Regions from separate parts of the Homo sapiens genome. Here region 2 is linked to region 1. Evidence: chromatin loops called from intact Hi-C (ENCODE). Cell type or tissue: heart left ventricle. All regions are shown on one strand. Each heading gives the region's core, and the rest is flanking DNA. Links, peaks and the distances in the headings are about the cores only.

Region 1 (12,520 bases), core at 2,637-10,636:
TTATATTCATGCTAAATCTGTTTTGGCTCTAGGTAAGGTTAAATCCTTCTCCCACAATCTGGATTTTCAGGTTCCCCAGTGGGGATGTGTGTTTGGAGGCAGGTTTGCCCCTCCTCTCACACTTTGGGAACTCACAGCTTTTCACCTGTCTCATGGAATTTGCAGTGGCCTGCTACTTCTTTCAAAGGATCTGTGAATTGTTTTGGTTTTCCTGGTACTTTTCTGTGGTGGTTCCTGGAGCAAAAGTCCATGGCGTGAGTCTCCACATGTTCTGTCTTTCCAAATGGGAGCTGCACGTTAGCCCTGTCTCCGATCCTCCATCTTCCTCCTCTCTCTTCTTTATTAGAATTTAAAGATAAGAAACTTGTTGTGAGGAGTAGAAAACATTTTGAAGATGATGCCAAGTCCTGTGGGTGAGTTCTGGCTTTGCATTTAACTCCTTGTATGACTTTTAGCCGGATAAAACTTCTCTGAGTTTGTTTTTTCATCTCTAGATGGAAATAATCCCATCTGGCCTGCCTCACATGGCTGTTGTGGAAGTTTACATGAGAAAAAAATATCTGAAAACACATTCTAATCTGTGCCATGTCCATCAATGTGAGGTGTAGGTGGGCATATTGGCTCATGCCTATAATCCAGCACTTTGGGAGGCTGAGGAGGGAGAATCTCTTGAGGCCAGAAGTTTGAGACCTGGGCAACATAGGGATGCCCAATCTCTATTAAAAAAAAAAAAAAAAAAAAGAAGTGAAGTGTTATCCACAAGAATGTCCAGCACAGAGAAAGACATAGAGCAAGTTCTTAATATACATATATTTTTTAAATTGTATCTTGGAATACTTGGAAATTTACGGAAAATTTGCAAAGATAATACGAAGAGTTCCCATACACCCCTCACTCAGTTTTAGTTTCCCCTAATGTTATCATTGTTATACAATGGTAAATATGTCCAAATGAAAAAAACCAACATTGATACAGGACTATTAACTAAATCCTATACTTTCACCAAACTGATATCCCAGTTTTTCTCCTAATGTCCTTTTTCAGCTCCAGGATCCCATGCAGAATACTATGCTGCATTTAATCCTCAGGTCTCTGTAGTCTCCTCTGCTCTGCAACAGTTTCTAAGTCATTCCTTGATTTTCATGATTTTGACAGTTTTGAGGAGTTCTGGTCAGGTATTTTGTAGGACAGCCCCCAATCCGGGTTGGTCTGTTGGAGTCATGGGATTTTGGAAGGAAAACCATGATGCTGAAGTGCCCTTTTTTCATATAATATCAGGTGTAGTTGGTGTCCATATGACATTATTGGCAATGCTCACCTGAGTCACTGGGTTAAGGTAGCATCTGCCAGCCTTCTCCACCGAAAAGTTACTATTTTTCCCTTTCCATACTCTAGTCTTTGTAAGTGAGTCATTCAGTGGAGTCTATCTTCAAGGGTTAGGGGGATAAATTCCACCTCTTTGGTGGAGTGGGAGATGGGGAAATATATACCTATATTATTTGGAATTCTTCTGTAAGGAAACAGTATTTTTTTTTTTTTTTTTTTTTTGAGATAGAGTTTCACTCTTGTGGCCCAGGCTGGAGTGCAATGGCACGATCTTGGCTCACTGCAAACTCCGCCTCCTGGGTTCAAGCAATTCTCCTGCCTCAGCTTCCTGAGTAGCTGGGATTACAGGTGCCCACCACCACACCCCGCTAATTTTTGTATTTTTAGTAGAGACGGGGTTTCATCATGTTAGTCAGTCAGGTCTCGAACTCCTGACCTCAGGTGATCCACCCACCTTGGCCTCTCAAAGTGCTGGGATTACGGGCATGAGCCACCATGCCCGGCCAGGAAACAGTATATTTTAAACCATCGAATAACAGGAACAATATTGATTGATATGAGGTTCAGTTTTTATTCTCTGCTTACTTAACTTCTGGTAAGAAAGCTAAGATTAACCTTTCAGACAATAGGCAGAGTGCAGGTGGGGGAATGAAGAGTCACTAAAGACCGAGAAAACCCACAAATTAGAGAATAAGCCTCTTTATGCCTGAGAGTTGACTGTCATTCCAGCTACCCCATTGCCAAAGAGCAGAGCTTCCTAATATGGGAAAGCATACTCCTGTGATAACAGCAGATGTCGCTATTGAGTAACGGCCGTGTAGCTTCTCCCTCACGGGGTCTTTGCCTAAATACTAAGCTCTTGCTGTAGACTGAAGAAGCAACATTCTATACCTATCATTTAAATTCTTCCCTGGAAGATATTTTAAAATTTAAATAAGAAACATAATATTTATTCAGTTTCTGCAAACTGATCAAAGTAAACACTGTGTGGGGGTTTCTATATCAATTCTAAAGTCTGATATAGACTATTTTAGTGGAAACATGGGTAAGTATTCCATTTAATTTATTGTTTTGTCAGTAGACTTTCTTAAACATTTGATACTCAGATGTATCTCTATTCTTGCAATGATAAATATGGACAACAATATGAAGAATTAGAAGGTCACGGATACTTTTGAGACAGTATGTTTTGTATTCTATCCACAAAACTCATTTTCAAAAATAATTGTTAGTTAGAATTGATATAAATCAGTTAGGGCTATTGATTGCATGTATGAGTTAATGTTATTTAAGAAGGATTTCAAGATTGTACTAATGAACCCAAAGTACTCTATGGAACCCAAAGTGCTTTCACATCTTAAAGTTACTTAGTAGGACCATCTGGGCCTCAAATTGTTGAGTCCAGTATTTTCTTTGTCTCTGCTAAGGTGGCTGCTAAACTGGATTGTCAAGATAGGCTCAGAAATAGGGAGGCAGAAAGAAAACAAAGTTAGAGTTGGACTTGATTAGAGCAAGAAAAATCTCACTTTTGGAGGCTTTTCTCTCAGAATTCTTTTTTATGTTTTATTTTTTATTTTTGAGACAGAGTCTTGCTCTTGTCGCCCAGGCTGGAGTGCAATCACGCGATCTCGGCTCACTGCAACCTCCACCTCCCAGGTTCAGGTGATTCTCCTGCCTCAGCCTCCCAAGTAGCTGGGATTACAGGTGCCTGCCATCACGCCAGGCTAATTTTGTTTGTATTTTTAGTAGAGATGGGGTTTCACCATGTTGGCCAGGCTGGTCCTGAACTCCTGACCTCAGGTGATCCATACACCTCGGCCTCCCAAAGTGCTGGGATTACAGGTGTGAGCCACCGTGACCAGCCCTCTCTCAGATTTCTTGAGCTCAGAGTAAACATATATTTCTATCACTTCTCCATTGTTTGATTTTCATTAAAATGTATCAAAGTATCAGACATCATGTCCATTGAGAAGTCTTTATTGGCCACCATTTTGTTCAAGATAGTAAGCTGATCAATACATCAAAATTAGGGTACTGTTTGATGTTTTTATTTCTATGAAAAACTTGGTCAGAATTTGTCTTTTCTTTGAAAATAAACTGTGGAAAACATAATAGATTGCATGTTGAATAATCATGTTTTTAAAAGAAGGTTCATATTAGTTTCATATAACAATTTATCTTAAAAGGGTAAGTCAGACATTTATTGTAAGTTTGACTGTGTTGGATTATTTCTTGCTAACTGATCCTAGAATAATAAAAGAGAAAACTTATTATTGATACAATAATAGCCACCATTTATTGAGCAGTTGCTACATGTCAGGCATGGCTTTAAGTATTTTACATATATTATCTTATTTAGTCTTTAGAATAACTCTATGGGCAGAGATTATTATCTCTACCTTGCCCATGAGCATATTGAGTTTTAGACACAGGCTAAGTGTATTAGTCCCTTTTCACACTGCTGATAAAGACATACCTGAGACTGGGCAATTTACAAAGAAAGAGGTTTAATTGGACTTATAGTTCCATGTGGCTGGGGAAGCCTCACAAACATGGCGGGAGACAAGGAGGAACAAGTCATGTCTTACATGAATGGCAGCAGGCAAAGAGAGAGCTTGTGCAGGTAAATTCTTGTTTTTAAAGCACCAGGTCTCATGAGACTCATTCACTATCACAAGAACAGCACAGGAAAGACCCACCCCCATAATTCAATCACCTCCCACCAGATTCTTCCTACAACGCATGGGAATTGTGGGAGTTACAAATCAAGATGAGATTTGGGTGGGGACACAGCCAAACCATATCACTAAGTAACTTACCTGAGATAAGAAAACCAGGGAGTGGCAATGCCCAAATCTGCCTCCTCTAAACTACACCTGGCCTTCCTCTCACAGGAGGTATTTCTATGGCTAAATCAAATTCAGATCAATCCTGTCTTGGTAGCAGCAAATCATTATGCTATTTCTGATGCTTCTACTTAAGTTTATTACATGTCAACACTTGAAGAAAATCTGAAAAAAGCACGTAGACAAAAAAATCTTTTCTTTTTAATATTAAACAGAAAAAAGCAATTGGAATTATGTTCATTGTACTATGTTATGTTTAGGGTCTTGACCTTAGCATGCTCCTGGCAAACCAATTGTCCCCTATAATTCATCTTAAAAGAGATTGTCAGACATTTACTGTAGATTTGAATGTATTGAACTGTTTTTAACTAAATAACTTCTAAGATGGCAGAATAGAAATTATGAAGAACCTGGGTAGGGAAATAAATGATTTAAAACTGATGGTTTGGATGAATTTAGTACATTTGGATGCCTGACATCAGATTGTTCATCGTTCTCCAGCACTGATTAGTACTGATTAGTGTAATGGAATTATTATTATGGCTTTAAAAAAATTAAAGAGTATTATTTTATCTAAGTAGTATATGAATAAGAAATGGGAGAAAAGTTAATCAGTGGCACAATGGTGCATTCATTCACCTATATCCCTGCTGTGGTTTGTTTAATCTTCAAAAAGTTTATCTCACGTAGCTAACATACTACAGCAAGAAATTTTCTGATACCAACCTGACTGGCTATTGGTAATTACTTTATCAGTCTCATTCCACAAACTTTATGTAAATCATTGCTATAGGCTGAATGTTTATAACCCTCACAACATTCAAACATTGAGACCTAACTCCCAATGTGACGGTATTCAGAGGCAGGGCCTTTGGGAGGTGGTCAGGTCATGAGGACAGAGCCCTCATAATGGGATTAGTGCCCTTATAAAAGAGATCCCAGAGAGCTCCCTCGCTCCTTCTGCCATGTGAGGACACCACAAGAGAAGACAGCTGTCTATGAACCAGGAAGCTGGCCCTCACCAGACCCTGAATCTGCCAGTGTCTTGATCTTGGACTTTCCAGCCTTTAGGACTGTAAGAAATATATTTCTGTGTTTAGAAGGCACCTGATTTATGGTATTCTGTTATATTGTGTTAAGTATTCTGTTACATATATTCATGGTATTCTGTTATGGTATTCTGCCGTTAAAAGTAATGGCAAAAACTGCAATTGCTTTTGCACCAACCTAACAGCAGCCCTAAGGAACTAAGACAACCATACAGCTTTGTTGGGAGCAGAGAACAGAAGGATGATCAGATTCCTCATTTTATACTGTTACTTGTCCAAAATCAAGCAACAATTTAACAGCTACATCAAACTCAGAAGTGGGTGTTCCTGACTTCTACCTTAGTGTTTAGATGTGGCATTGAGCTTCTTTTTGTGTCTCCCTCTTTTCTGTCTCTTTATATACAAAATTGCAAGTTAGGAGGCATCAATCAAACGCCGGATGTTTATTCTCGGTCTATTTAGCCAGACCCAAAGGCTTCTTTGAATCAAGGAAATCAGGCTTTTCCTCTCTTTGCTGCACCATAATTATTTGTTTTCTAAGTTATATCCAGGTTGAAATAAGACTTGCAATGTTTTCAGATCAAAAGCAGTGTAAGTAAAAACTTAAAACTGTGAAGTAAATACCTCTACATAATTTCTGATTGAGAATCATGACCATGAAAGAAATAATAGCCACATATACGAAAACAAAGGCAAAGGAAGAAATATAATTAAGCGACAGGGAGCTTATAGCAAAGATAGAACGTGGGCTTCTCCTGACTTAATGCCACTTTCAATATACCTATACTAAGCCAAGCCTGTGCCCATGTTAATGTGTTAAGAGTAGAGACATTTGAGATACTAATCAATTAACAGAAAAGTCAGACAAAATTAAGCTGAAATCTAACCTGTATCCCTACACCTAGAAGAGAAATTACTGAAGATTCAATCTCCTTTTTGCTGCATTTCTGCCACTAGGAGGCGCCTGGTATAAAGAAACAAGTACTTAACAGTCAGGAAAATTGCATTACAATCCAAGCACTGTCATTAATTCAAGCTCTACCAATTGCTAATATGAATAAAGGAACTGATTCATGTCATCTAAGGCAAATGATCATATATAATGGTGAATAATTTTATTAGATAAAGACACTGTTGAGAGTAAATAGGTTATAATAGACGTGATATTTGAGTCATAATTAGCATGTTGAAGATCCAGTCTCAGAATTTGAACTCAGGTTTCTGACTCCCCATGTAGTGTTCCTTCCGCTCCTGAAGGCAGTGCATTCTGATTATGATGGTCAGAAGCCCGTTCTGAGTCTTCTTGGAAAAGGTAGATCTCTCTGAAGGCAGCTGAGCAGTGTATTTTTATATGCTTTTCTTTAGACCAGGAGTTATGTGGGATTCTTATTTTAACATTTTGGCTCAACGTATCTCTTTAAGGCAATATAGAATTCATGCTAAATAGATGAAAATGTGTTGTTCTTAAAGAGGTTTCCTTTCTAATAATATACTTTAAATAAGATTACTTTATGTTTTTAAAAAGGAGACTGACATTTGAGCTAGTTAATTTTTTTAGAAAGGCACAAATCTAAACTCCCTTAGCAAGATAACTTTGTTCTTTAACTGGGGCAAGGGGTGGGGCTCAGAAAAACTCTTATAGTGCCTTTGGTCATGATCACCCCCAGAGGGTGAACAACAGGGAGACACAGGGTGAATGCTGAAATGCCAAACAATACAGAGAACAGAAGAAAGACTTACCTTTCCAAGCGCAGCCTAAGAGAGAGGTGCCAAGGGGCTCAGAAAAAGTTAGGGGTGCAGGAGAAGTCATTGAAGGAGGGAGAGGGACTGGCCTGGCTGTACAAATTGGCAGTAGGCAGAATTCCCTGAGGAGACAGCAGCCTGTGTGAAATCCCCCATGGCAGGGGTTCTAGGATTAGGAGGCCCAGTATTCCATTTTGGGTGAACTGCTATGAAGAACCAAACTGCAATCCCCCTCCCTTGTCATCCTGTAAGCCTTTAGGAAAACCGCTACCTGGTATGGTCTTACTTGGGAGATAAAGAAGTCTGTTACCACTTGGGATTTACTAGGATAACTCTAGGATGAGACAGATGTGAGACCCACAGCTCAGAGAGAGGAGACCAGGGTTTCTCCAAGGAATCTGCAGAAGTGCAGGGGCTTCACCGGATAGGGGTGTGAGCTACTGCAGAGTGTCAAGTTGACCCAAAGTTAGGCCTTTGCGACATGTTAGGCTCAAAGTCAAGGTAGCATATGAAATTTTAGTCTTCTCTCTCCCTCTCCTTCTATTCTTCCTTCCCTCTCTCCATCTCTGTCTCCTTTCCCTCTCTCTCCCTCCTCTCCAACTCTGCTGTCTAACTGCTGATATGGTTGATGTTGTATGCTGCTCTCAACTCTACTCTTATTGTATCTTCTGCTTCTTGTCACCTCACCCTTGCTCTTTAGCTTTTTGTCACACAGACATAGATCTTTCAAAGGCAAAAGTAGCCAAATATAATAGCATCTCTTTTCATCCAGTCATTCACTCTAACTGGCAAATCAACCAAGTACAGTGTTTAAGATGCAATCTTTGACAATTTAACTCAGTGCCAACTGCTAAAAATTAGTTCCTACTTTTCTTTTTTTTAAATTATTTTATTTTATTATCGTTTTTTAGGAGGAGTCTCACTCTATCACCCAGGTTGGAGTGCAGTGCAGTGGTGTGATCTTGGCTCACTGCAACCTCTGCCTTCTGGTTTCAAGCGATTCTCCTGCCTCAGCCTCCCGAGTAGCTGGGATTACAGGTGTGTACCACCACACCTGTGTAATTTTTTTTTTTTTTTTTTTTTTTTTTTAGTAGAGATGGAGTTTCACCATGTTGGCCAGGCTGGTCTTAGCTCCTGACCTCAAGTGATCCACCTGCCTCGCAGTTCCCTCTTTTCCACATGACTCCATAGTACAGCCCTGGTGTAGCCGGCATATTGGTCAATAAACAGTAATATTTCAGCAAATATTACACTTTTTTTTAATCTATATACCCATAATATTCATCTTTCTACATATTATGGAAAAATAAAAACACAAACCAAAAAACATAGTCATAATGTTGAAAAAAACAGAGATGATTTTTGACCCTGGAAGAAAAAAATAACTTAAAAGCAGCAGAAGCATGACCCTGATTCAGTATTAAACGTAATTATGTACTGCTTTAAAATGCAAACTGGGTCACGTAGCAAAAGTATATATATTACGTATTATGGACATTTTCAATTTTGATGGTTTAATATGAAGTATTTGCTATGTTAAATCTGATTTAACGCTTCACTTTTTTTCTTATAAATAAGTTATTAATTTAATATTTATATGCTACTTTAATTCATAAAAGAATAATACATAGAAACTCTATGGCACTTCATAGTCCAAAGTAATTTGCAAACTTTAAATGAATAATGCAGACAGCAACACTGGGAGCAGGTCACAGACGGTATCTACCTCATTTCCATGAAAGCTCCTGGGGAATTCAGTCATACAAATCACTATGTTTAGAAATTGTATGTAACTAGACAAATACAGTTTCTATGGGGTGGGGGGTGTCTTGCGTCTATCAAACACATGAAAGAAAGTTCATCGAAAATGAAATGGGCAACTCCGATTTAATAGGATGTTGAGATAGCTATGGTAAATATATGCATACAAATAGGAGAGTTAGCATTCTAAAAGCAATGCACTATCTCACTCATAGACTACTGGAGATGGAGTGCAGGAAATCTGAGAGATCACTTGTCCCCTGAGATTTTTCCCCCATGTATATAATGGACTCATTGCAGTAAAATGTCATAGCAATCAATGCCCCTTTAAATTAGTCTTGAGAAGGGATTTGTGAAGGGAAAGGGCAATTTAGAAATGAAGAGAAGTGTAATCCCAGCACTTTGGGAGGCTGAGGCGGGCAGATCACGAGGTCATGAGATCGAGACCATCCAGGCTAACACAGTGAAACTCCATCTCTACTAAAAATACAAAAAATTAGCCAGGCATGGTGGCGGGTGCCTGTAGTCCCAGTTACTCGGGAGGCTGATGCAGGAGAATGGTGTGAACCCCGGAGGCGGAACTTGCAGTGAGCCGAGATCGCGCCACTGCACTCCAGCCTGGGCGACAGAGTGAGACTCCGTCTCAAAAAAAGAAAAAAAAAAAAAAAAAAAGAAAAGAAAAAAGGAATGAAGGGAGGAAGGAAATGGCAGAATGGAGGAACTTACTATGATCTCCAACTATGTTTTTTTAAACCTTGTTCACTGCATCTGTACTGAAAACTGTGATGGTAGGTTTTCAGCTGGTGGAGCATTTCTTGGGATATCTCGCAGCATGTGTCGAGGAACAAATCATGTATTTTTTTATTGACAAAGAAATGATGAGCTCCACATCCAGGAGAAGTTAAGGAAAAAATCTCTCCTCCCTGCCCCTACTTAAAGCCTCTCTTTTGTTATCTACTGGTTCTCATTTGGACCTCCCACCTGTCTGCATCTCTCTCTTGCTGGTTTGTATTTAAGAGGAACCTTTTCGTATCAGGCTATTTTATAATGCTGAGAATTTCTGTCTCTCTGAATTGCTCAAAGTTGAGACTTTAAGAATAAACATTTTATAAGCCATTTTCATAGCTGTTCCTGTTTCTATTGCCACACTTTAAGGAGGGTCCATCTTCTGCAATACACACTGTGGACAATGAATGCCTCCCCAGCCACTGTTTGCTTGAGAAATTCTCCCTCAACACTGTTATGTTCTTTCCTGGTTCTGTTTCATGTCCCCACACTCTGTGCCTTTGTTGTGGTGCTGGCCTCTTGAGTGTAACAGAAGAGTTGGTATGAATAGTGTAGCAGGTAATAACAGTGACTTAACCAGGTGAGGATTCTTGATCTTACCCCAAGAGAAGTCCAACAGCCTAGTGCAGATAGGGAAGAAGCGGACTCTTTTCACCACTTTGCTCCATCATGGTTCGTGTGCTGGCTTTCCTCCTCATGCCTGTTGCTTCATGGCTGCACAATGAATGCCGGGCTGCAAAGTGCTATCACAACTGTTCTCTGGGCTGGAAGAAAGAAGAGGTGGAGGTGATGGTACCAGCACCCTTCAATGGCCAGAACTGTCACATGGTGTTTCTGGAATCTCTAACCAGGTTTTTCCTCTGCTTTCACACCAACACAGTAACAGTCAACACAGAAGACTTCTGTGACCCCAAGGTATGGGATATTTCCCCACCAGCAAACAAGCAATCACCTCCGCAGCAAATACCAGCTGGGTGTCCTCCAGTTCTATTCTGACAATATCTACCTAGAGATGGCATCAGATCCCATAGATTGAGGCCTCGGTCCCCAAGACTGCCCCTGTCACCCCACATCAGTCACAAGTCTGGGCCTTCAGAACTTCTGACAAACTGGCTTCAAATTGGGGTTTGCATGACCCCTTCTTTGGGTTCAATTAATTTCCTGGAGCAGCTCACAGAACTCAGGGAAACACTTATGTTTACCAGTTTATTATAAAAGGATATTACAAAGGAAACAGATGAAGAGATGCACAGGGCGAGGTATGGGGAAAAGGGTGTGGAGCTTCCATGCCTTCCTGGGGCACACCATCCTCCAGGAACTTCCAGTCCTCTTGGTTTTGTTTTGTTTTGTTTTGTTTTTGAGATGGAGTCTGGCTCTGTAGCCCAGACGGGAGTGCAGTGGTGCGATTTGGCTCACTGCAACCTCCGCCTCTTGGGTTCAAGCTATTCTCCTGCCTTAGCCTCCTGAGTAGCTGGGACTACAGGTGCACACCACCACACCCAGCTAAGTTTTGTATTTTTAGTGGAGATGGGGTTTCACCATGTTGGCCAGCCTGGCCTTGAACTCCTGACCTCAGGTGATCTGCCCACCTTGGCCTCCCAAAGTGCTGAGATGACAGGTGTGAGCCACCACGCCAGCCCTCTTGAGTTTTTTTGTTTGTTTGTTTGTTTGTTTTTGAGACAGAGTTTCACTCTTGTTGCCCAGGCTGGAGTGCAATGCTTGGTCTTGAACTCCTGACCTCAGGTGATCCACCCGCCTCGGCCTCCCAAAGTGCTGGGATTACAGGTGTGAGCCACCATGCCAAGCCTGCCCTCTTGGGTTTTTATGGAAGCTTCATGATGTCACCATTGCTTTCCTCAGGATATGGGGTGGGTCCCTCTCAGGGGAGGGTCCTAAGACCCACAGTCAGAAAGGAGGGGGAAAGATTAGAGTACTGCCTTGGGGCAGGTGAAAGGAGAGCAGAAGCAGGTTAGAGAGGTTCTGTTTCTTGAGGTCTGTTCCTGAGGCCTAACATACCCAACACTGTAACAAAATACTGTAACAAGGGCTATGGGTGTTGGGAGCTAGGAACTGTAGACAAAAATTAATATATATCATAACACACACATCGCCCCTCAAATTTCAAGGGAGGCTAGGACGTGGAGATTTTAGCTTTCACTGCTTTCGTAGGAGATAACAATGTAAAAGAAGTGAGTTGGAAATGATATCAGCCAAACTGTAGTGTTTGCCACAATTGTGGACAGACTAAATCCCTTTCCAATCTCTCTCTGGTAGTCAGAAGTGATTGATTTCATTATGTTCTCGATATTTCATTATCATGCTCCTTCCCTAATTTCACATAGCATACCATTTGTTTAAAAATTAAATACCCACTCTGTAGGCTGCATTAGAACAAGGATAGTAATCACGATGATATTGATTTGTTCATTAAATCCCACAATTACTGTTTGATTATTGAGTATCTGTCTACATTGCCAAGCACTGAGATACAATGTTCACTGATGTATATTTCCTCTCATTGAAAATGTCTTATCTATACCATGCTTTATCAATTAGGAATGCTTTTAGCTACTAAAAGGAGAAAATTCAACTCATAGTGATTTAAACCATATTAAAAATCTATAATTTACTTTTTAAATAATTCAAATGGAGGTGAGAAGCTCTACAATGTTAGATCACTGGGAGTATGTCTCTGTGACCCCCCACCTGGTTACAAGAAGGCTGCTAGAGCTCTAAACACCTTCAAGAATGTGCCCGAAGACAGTCATGATGGTGAGAGAACTATTCTCTCACGTCTCCTTATTTTATCAGAGAATACAATCTTCCCCAGAGGCCTCCTTAGCAAACTCATTGGCTACAGCAGGATCAAGTGGCCATTACTTGCTTTAAGGGATGCTAGAAGAGTATCTGGTGAGAAGGGAGAGGGGATTGTGAATTAATACTGGGTAGCCAACCAAGAGTGTTGTCATAAACACTTTATAGCTTTCCATATACTGTCGCATTCATGAT
Region 2 (8,000 bases), core at 1-8,000, 260 kb after region 1:
ATCAGCTAGGGCTCACACAGAGTCAAGGTAGGGTCAAAAACATTCAGTCTGGGACCATATCTAGAGGCAGTTTCTCCTGCAGGTAGCATTAGTTATCTGTTCCTCAAGCAAGCTTATTTTAGACATCACATTTCCACATCCTTAAAGAAGATGCATTGCCAAAGGTGCCAAGTGTGGTTTCATTGCCTCAGGAATTGGGGCTGTCAAGTCTTTGCAAGGTGCAGACCTTTAGCAATTGAAACCATGCTGTTGAACATGGGCATTGTCAAAGTAAAACTTTGGCTGAATTAAATTTAAAGGAGTTTAATTGAGCAATGAACAATTCGCAAATCAGGCAGCCCCCCTGTATCACAACAGATTCAGAGAGACTACTGGGGTGCCTCATGGTCAGTACAAATTTATAGACAAAAAAGGAACGTAACATACAAAAATCAGAAGTGAGGTACAGAAACAACTGGATTGGGTACAGTTTGGTGTTTGCTTTATTTGAATATAGTTTGAACACTCAGCAGTATATGAGTGGTTGAACTATGGCTGCTGGGACTGGCGAAGACTCAGCAATTATTACGGGTGCGTACTCCTAAGTTAGGTTTTCAATCTTGTCTGCCTATTAAGCTAGGTTATAGTTCATCCACAAGGACTCAAATATAGAAGTACAGAGTTATTCCCAGGACATATTTAGTTCACTTTAACAGCATGTAGTCTTCTAAGAAGACTGGCAAATTGAAGGGGTAAGGTAAAATATGTTTTATTTTTTTCTCGGGCATATAAGTGCCAAGACAAGTACTATTTAACAAATGAGAAAAATGCATTTGATTAAGATCTTTTTTTATACATTATCTGAGCACAGGAAAAAACTCTGGAATCAGTTTGACCCAAGTTCCGAGTTCAAGCTTTGCTATTTATTTGAGATAATGGGTAAGTTACTTATCCTTCAGTTTCTGCATCTTCAAAGTGAGAATAATGTTGGAAAGTATAAACAGATCAAGGATCCTAGACAAAAATGATTAAAGGAGAGACCCCTTCATAACTTGTAGCCCTTCACTTGCTGTCTATATATGACAGCTGTTATATGACGATTAATTTTGTATTTCTATTCTTAGCACAAGTATAACGTCTGATATCCATTCATGCCACAAATGTGTATCGGTTGTTGTGATCAGGTCATCATACTGAGTGCCCGAATAGAACATTGAAATAAGCAGACAGTCACACTTGGTAGGCTCCAAATTGTTAATTGAACAAATTAATGAAAAGGCAGAGGTTAAACTCCAGTGTCCTTAAAAGATGAAACGATCACTGGAATTCCATTGTTATATGTAATAAGACTGGATTCTTTGTACCTCTCTTTCTGTCTCTATCACTTCCAAAAGCTATACTAAAAACTAATTTGAGCCACCGTAAGAAATCAGCAACATCCCTCCCCACCCCTATCTCTACTCTGGGGCTGCCCTGGAATTCCGCCACAGTCTTTTTCTGTCGACTTGGCAGGTGGCTATGGTATGCTGCTTTCTGTCCCATTAACCTCTATTTTATCTGTCAAGAATAGTATTCCCCATTGTTGAAAGCAGTAATTTGCCAACCAAGCAAGCTTGGAGTCCTGTTTGATGGAGCATTACGGAGAGCAAAAGGGAAAGTTTAAACAGATTTCCTTCTCTAATTTCCTGAAAGGATCACAGACAAAACTTGCCCTCTGGAAAAATGCTTTCTGTTTGCATTATAATAACAAGCATTTATTGCCATGACAGGCATAGAGGGAGGCCATGGAAGAATGGCCCTGTATTTCCTGGTTTTATTTAGTTTCATTACTACTCATGAAGAGTATGCAGAAACACTTTTTTTCTATGACTGTAAAACATGGTGCTAATTTCTTGTTATTGAGCACATAGGTTTTAACAATAGGATCATGCTCAGAGAGAAAAATCTATTTTTCCTTTTCCTTTGGAGAAGTTCAAAGTGACAAGCCTGTGCCTGGTAAACCTTTAATCTCTCACAGAATTCTGGATGTTTTGCTTTCACATTTATAGTTTTATGAAAAAATCCTATTGTATCTGGTTTATTTCATTGAACTGAATTTCTACAAAACATGTGTAATATACAAGGAATGTTTCAGAATAATACAGCTGATGTGAGTGATATGAACTGGAAAGTAAGCTTCATGAGACCAAAGACTCTGTCTGTATTGTTCCCGGCTGCGTTTCCAGCTTCTATAACATAGCAAAACAGGTAGCAGGAGCTTAAGATTTATTTGTGACTGTTAAATACCTCATATTCCTACCCAACAATACAAATGACAGTTTCAAAGAGGGAATTTTCAGGCTTCAAGCTCCGAACTCTAGAGGTGGTCATACCCAAACCCATCCCTTGCTTTACACCCAAAATGGGATCCATCTCTTACTTGAGCAATACTTTAGCAAGACCCAAATCTGTCTGCATTTCTCCATTATATTTCCCATCCCCTCACTCCAAGCATACTGTTCCCTGGCCCCCCACATTCACGCTTGGCTCACTCCTGAACATCTGCAGGTCTTGGCTTAGATCTCACTTCTAATTTAAGGCTCTCTTTCACTGACCTGACCGCACTACGTAGATCACTTGCAATATGCTGCCTTCGCATCCTGGATTTTTTTCTTCAAAGCACATATCACAATTATCAGTATAGAAATGTCTCATTATTGCTTAATGCTTATTTCCTTGACTAGACAATAAGCTTCTTGATAGCAGGAATTATATTATTCCCAACAAAGCTCCCAGTACCCAGTGATTCATTCATAGTTGGAGCTGGCACTCACTGAATGTTTGTTGAATCAATGAATAAATTGAGAGAGGGAGCGAGGAAAGGAAAAAGGAAGGGAAGAAGAAAATCAAGAATCAGGGTTGGATGACAGTATTTTTTCAGATTTGCTTAAATTCTATTGACACACCTTACTCTAACTAGACTGATCTTGACCATTTTTCTCAAAAGACATGTATGCATATGTACTTTTGTATATTTTTTGAGGCTACTTTGATTGGCTGGCTATATCTCAATATAATTTGTAATACTAGAACAAATTCATATTAAATCACTTTTTGAATTAATAATTATTTTAAAAATTACTTAGTAAATGAAAAAGCCTTCATGTCTTAAATGAAGGACTCTTTTTCTTTTAAATCACATTGAACATTAACAGCTCATTTTGGACCTTAACCAGTTGTTGAATTTTAATCCCAAATTTTGTAAATCATACACACAAACTTGCATATATGTCTGATTGGTGGCCATATTTTCTTATATCCTCAAACATTTTCTGCTATTATGTTACACTCTTTAAAGATCTTTGCTTAATTTTCTGCCAGTTTTCATCTGATAGACATTTAGCCTGATACGTTAACTACCTGTTTTATGACATAAACAGGAATGGATCCAGATAACAATGACTAGAAATTACAATTACACCTGAGCAAGACAAGGATTTGCCCTAGGAAGAGGGTAGTGTGGGGAGAGTGGGAGAGAGCTGGTGCCGAAAGCTCTGCTCTGCCTCTCTCAGGGGATAGCAGGGCTTGGGTAGGCGGGTGGGGTGGCTTAGCTTCTGACAATGGTAGAAACTTACAGATCCCTTGACAAAGAAAAGCAAGAAAGTCTTTGTTCATTCACTCCTTAGATCTGGTTCCCCAGAGTGCATCCTGAGATGAGGATTTGAGTTCAAGTGATTGAGGAAATGTGCCAAGGAAAAAACAGTGGGGAAGTGGAAAAGCAAGGTAGGGAAGGAGTAAACACCCAGCAGGGTGCAGTTTGTCATGAGGGTTCAGCCTCAGCCTGAACTCACAGGGCTGGGAACATTCATTATCATTACACTGCAGACTTTGTTCCACCCGGAGGGAAGAAAGCCCGGTGTGCACACTCCAGTACAAGTACATCGCTGGCTGTGGGTCACACCAGGGGGCACTTCAGCTGTCAGAGAGCTGGGACAGAGTAATGCCAGTCACTCATGGGTCCTCTGAAGAGCGTTGCAAATATAAGCTATTGGGAGCAAAGCACGAACAGAAGCTGGAGATTGAGAGTCCAGAACCAGCAAAGGGACAGAGAGGAACTGGCTGGAGAATCTACAGCATCGGCTGTAGCTCCCCTGCCACTTACGAGACCCTGAAGCTTAAACTTCTGCTATTTTATTGACTTCTCTGCCAAAAACAAAAGCAAAACCAATACTATCCTCTCTCTCATTGTCCTCTGATAGCCAACCCTTTACTAGCTTCTTTTTCCATCTTTGTTTAATAAATGTGTCTACTGTCACATACACTGTTTTCAAATAATTAGCCTCAGCAATTTTTTCTTAAGTGCCAAATAATTAATAAAGAATTATATACTCTACTTTTCATGTTAGGTCATAGAACTATGTATAGGTCAATACATTATTAATAATGAACAATTGATTGTATTCTGTGTTATGAGCCCAGTGCTAAACAGATGGACCACAAATTTTGCCAACTCTTTGAAATGTTCTACACGATTGGCCATCTCTTCTCTACCTATTAATTAATTCCCCCTCATAGGTGTATTTAATCTAGCTAAAGAATAATTCAAAATGGAGATTATTCCCAAGACTCACAACCACATTAGTTCATGGTTGTCAGCAAATCTGACCTGTGAAGGGGGACTCGGTTACCAGTGAAAAATGCTTATTCTATCTGTATTAATGGAGGTCATTGTGCCAGTGAGACCTACCCAGAGGTGGAGAGGTGATCTTTCAGAATCTGTTACCCCGTTAAATTTAGCACACTCTCTAGATGAGGCCGGAAATACATACTTGGTTTGGGAAGTTCTCTCCAAAATTTCAGTGCCAAAACAGGACACGAGTTACTCTTAAAATGCTAGACTTACTGTTTTTCAGGTATTAGCTGCCTGCCCGGTTTGCTTCCTTTCTGCTTTTCTTTTACCTTGCCTTTCATTCAACAATTATTTATTAGGTGTTTACCAGAGGCCTGGCATTTCCACGATCTGGAAGTAGAATTTCTGGGTGGAAGGAATCACAAGTGTGAAGCTCTCATGTCAGCAACAAGGCTGATGTGCTCCAGAAAAAGTGGTCAGTGTGGCCAGAGACAAGACACAGGAGAGAGTGGTCATGAAGTGTGAGAGGTCAGCAGACATTTAAGCCCTCATAGGCTATAGGAAGGACATTGATTTTTGAGAATTCATTAACGGGGCTTTTTTTTTTTTTTTTTTTTTTGGAGACAGAGTTTTATTCTGCCATCCAGGCTGGAGTGCAGTGGTGCAATCTTGGCTCACTGCAACCTCCGCCTCCCGGGTTCAAGTGATTCTTATGGGTGGGCCACTTGTGCTAATTTGCTCTGTGTGCTTGATGTCTGTGTGCTTATGTAATGGCCTAAGAACTTTTAAGATGTGGAGGCTCTTGATCAAATTTGCCCGGCTAATTTTTGTATTTTTAGTAGAGATGGGGTTTCACCATGTTGGCAAGGCCAGTCTTGAACTCCTGACCTCAAGTGATCCAGCCACCTTGGCCTCCCAAAGTGCTGGGTCATTACAGGGTTTTAAGTAAGAGCATGGCTTGATCTGATTGATTTTTAAAAAGACAGCTGCCTACTTTGCTGTTGGTGATGATATGAGTAGAAGCAGAGAGACAAGAAAGCAATGACAGCAGACGAGACTGCCTGGGGGATGATCGGGCGTTTGAGAAGGGGCAGGACACAGGATAGATATAGGGGAGAGTGGCAGAGGACTTGCTACTTATTAAGGAGAAGTCCTGGAGCAGCTTATTAAACTTTCCCTGGCCTCAGTCTTCCCTTCTGAAAGATGAGAATGATACTCATATACCTACCACATTGTGTTCCTATGAGAATTTAAGCATTAATATTTACTCCATGTAAAGCTCCATGACAATTTTGAGAAAATGGTAATCAATACACATTTGCTTATTTTTTAATTATTCATTGGATGTGGAAAGGGAGAAATCAAGGATGACACCTAGGTTGAGGACTGAACAACATAGCTTGATGTCTGTGTGCTTAGGTAATGGCCTAAGAACTTTTAAGATGTGGAGGCTCTTGATCAAATTTTGCTGCTGTTGACTCATGGTGACCACAAGCCAATAACTCCCTTAGCTCTGTCTTGCGTTGCCTTTTTATCTGCGCCTGGGGCACATGCTAACTACTTCTCCAGTAAACGTCCAGTGAAGATCCAAAGTTTAATTGCACATTGTACCTAACAGTCTTGGAAATTTTCAGCAGGGAAGTTATTAATTTTTCACAAATGAACAAGGTAAAAGTGGCTGTGTTCCGCGGTGAGCAGGTCTATGCAAACCCCACCCCACAGGGTGAGAGGCTGAGAAAAGAGGTGAGGAAAGAGGCTGACACGTCCAGTTTCTCAGAAAGAAACATTTGATAGGGACGTACAAACAGAAGCCATGTCTCTGGCAGCTGTGAGATGGTGGATCTTTGCACCTGCCCTCCAGAAAGCAGCCTTTACATAGCAAGCTTTTAGGGTACAGACAAGTGCAGCTGGTCACATCTCACACTTCCTTGCCAAAACTTGTGACCTCTAGGGAGATGAGATAAACGTCTTTATGAAAGGTTATCTATGCCATAGGCATTGTTTCTTTATGGGGGGTTATCTACGCTGTGGGAACACTTCGGTATGCAGTAGTCAAACGCTGGTTGTCATTGAGGTTTCACTTCAGTGTCACTCTTGCCAAGCAACAGGCTGTTTTCCTGCAGACTGACTTGTGAAAAGAAGGGATGTGATTTTCTTTCTTTTTTTTTTTTTTTTTTTTTTTTTTTTGAGATGGAGTCTCGCTCCCTGACCCAGGCTGGAGTTCAGTGGTGTGATCTCAGCTCACTGCAACCTCCACCTTCTGGGTTCAAGTGATTCTCCTGCCTCAGCCTCCTGAGTAGTTGGGATTACAGGTGCCCACCACCATGCTTGGCTAATTTTTGTATTTTTAGTAGAGACGGGGTTTTGCCATGTTGGTCAGGCTGGTTTCAAACTCCTGACCGCAGGTGATCCACCCGCCTTGGCCTCCCAAAGTGCTGGGATTACAGGCATGAGCCACTGCGCCCAGCCCCGTGATTTTCAATCTATGGCCTTTATGTTCAGTGACTGTGAAATCCAAATGTCTTGGTGTTTATGTTTGTATCTAATGTAATGCAAAGCAAGAACCAAAAGGAGGAACATGGTTGCTGTTGGAGCATCATCTGATAAGATGGTAAGACCGGCTGAAAAATGAATTAGAATTGAAGCAGAAAGTACAGTGTCCAGTATAAGATATAGAGGCCTTCTTTACTGTGCACACAAAAAGAATAACTTGGATGTCATTAAGAAAGAAAAAGCTAATGAATGCAGAAATCCATTCCATTAACCCATCTGGGGACACCGACCTATTCTTGGGATCTAGAACCCAGATTTGAGCCCTGGCTCACTTTATTCCAAATTATAAGCATATGACTATGGGTAAGTCACCAACTTCTTTAAATGCTGAGAAGCTTTTTTGTCAACCATGTTGAGCTAGTATTCTACCTTATAATGTTGATAAAAGAATTGACAAAGACAATACAGATAAATAAATCTACTTACATATTTTTAATATTTTGGGTTTGTTATGAATATTAAGACTAATCCAACTCTGAGAAATCAGGACCCACTTGGATGCTTGTCATTATATTTTCATTTAAATGACACTTTATCTTCAAGGTGAGTGTTGATCCCAGAAGAATCTGGGAATTTTTGTTTTCTGATTCAGACAGTAGAGAGTAAGTCACTTGACCATTCCACATAAATGGCAGTATTCACCTTAGCATTAGCCATTATCCTTCAAATGGGTTGCCTCCTCAAAGTGGCCCTTTTGCAGAAGGATTGCATCAACATTTATATTTTTTTCCCTAAAGTACTTTGTTACGCAGGTGAGCTTGGGTGATGTAAGTTACAATTAACTCCTTCATCTCCTATCCTGGTTGCTGCCATTCTTCTCTATTTTTGGCCAGGGTGTGGATATTGGTGGAGGAGACTA

Evidence for each region. Hi-C counts contacts between places; a loop is a spot of excess contacts. Peaks named below come from ENCODE experiments on the same cell type or tissue, not always from the same donor. Only the 100,000 strongest peaks of a DNase experiment are listed, where the experiment ranks them.
Region 2: a loop joins it to region 1, with 3 times the contacts of the local background. A loop is called at or near these places in 7 of 110 quality-filtered maps.

The regions. Positions count from the first base shown.
Region 1 is chr13:39,605,885-39,618,404 of GRCh38, reverse strand. LOC112268119 (protein SPT2 homolog) reads right to left here. Exons shown (of 4, transcript XM_035861111.2): 4 at 9,409-10,275. The coding sequence ends at 10,206. Among named protein-coding and RNA genes, the nearest start is that of LHFPL6, 9.0 kb to the right of the region's middle. In heart left ventricle, for the core only: a CTCF peak has its summit at 6,173 (motif pointing right); no DNase peak of the experiment used is centred there.
Region 2 is chr13:39,344,288-39,352,287 of GRCh38, reverse strand. All of the region lies in intron 3 of LHFPL6 (LHFPL tetraspan subfamily member 6), which reads left to right. Among named protein-coding and RNA genes, the nearest start is that of LHFPL6, 250 kb to the left of the region's middle. In heart left ventricle, for the core only: a CTCF peak has its summit at 3,912 (motif pointing right); a DNase peak (open chromatin) is centred at 3,907; H3K4me3 peaks cover 797 bases; H3K27ac peaks cover 1,711 bases.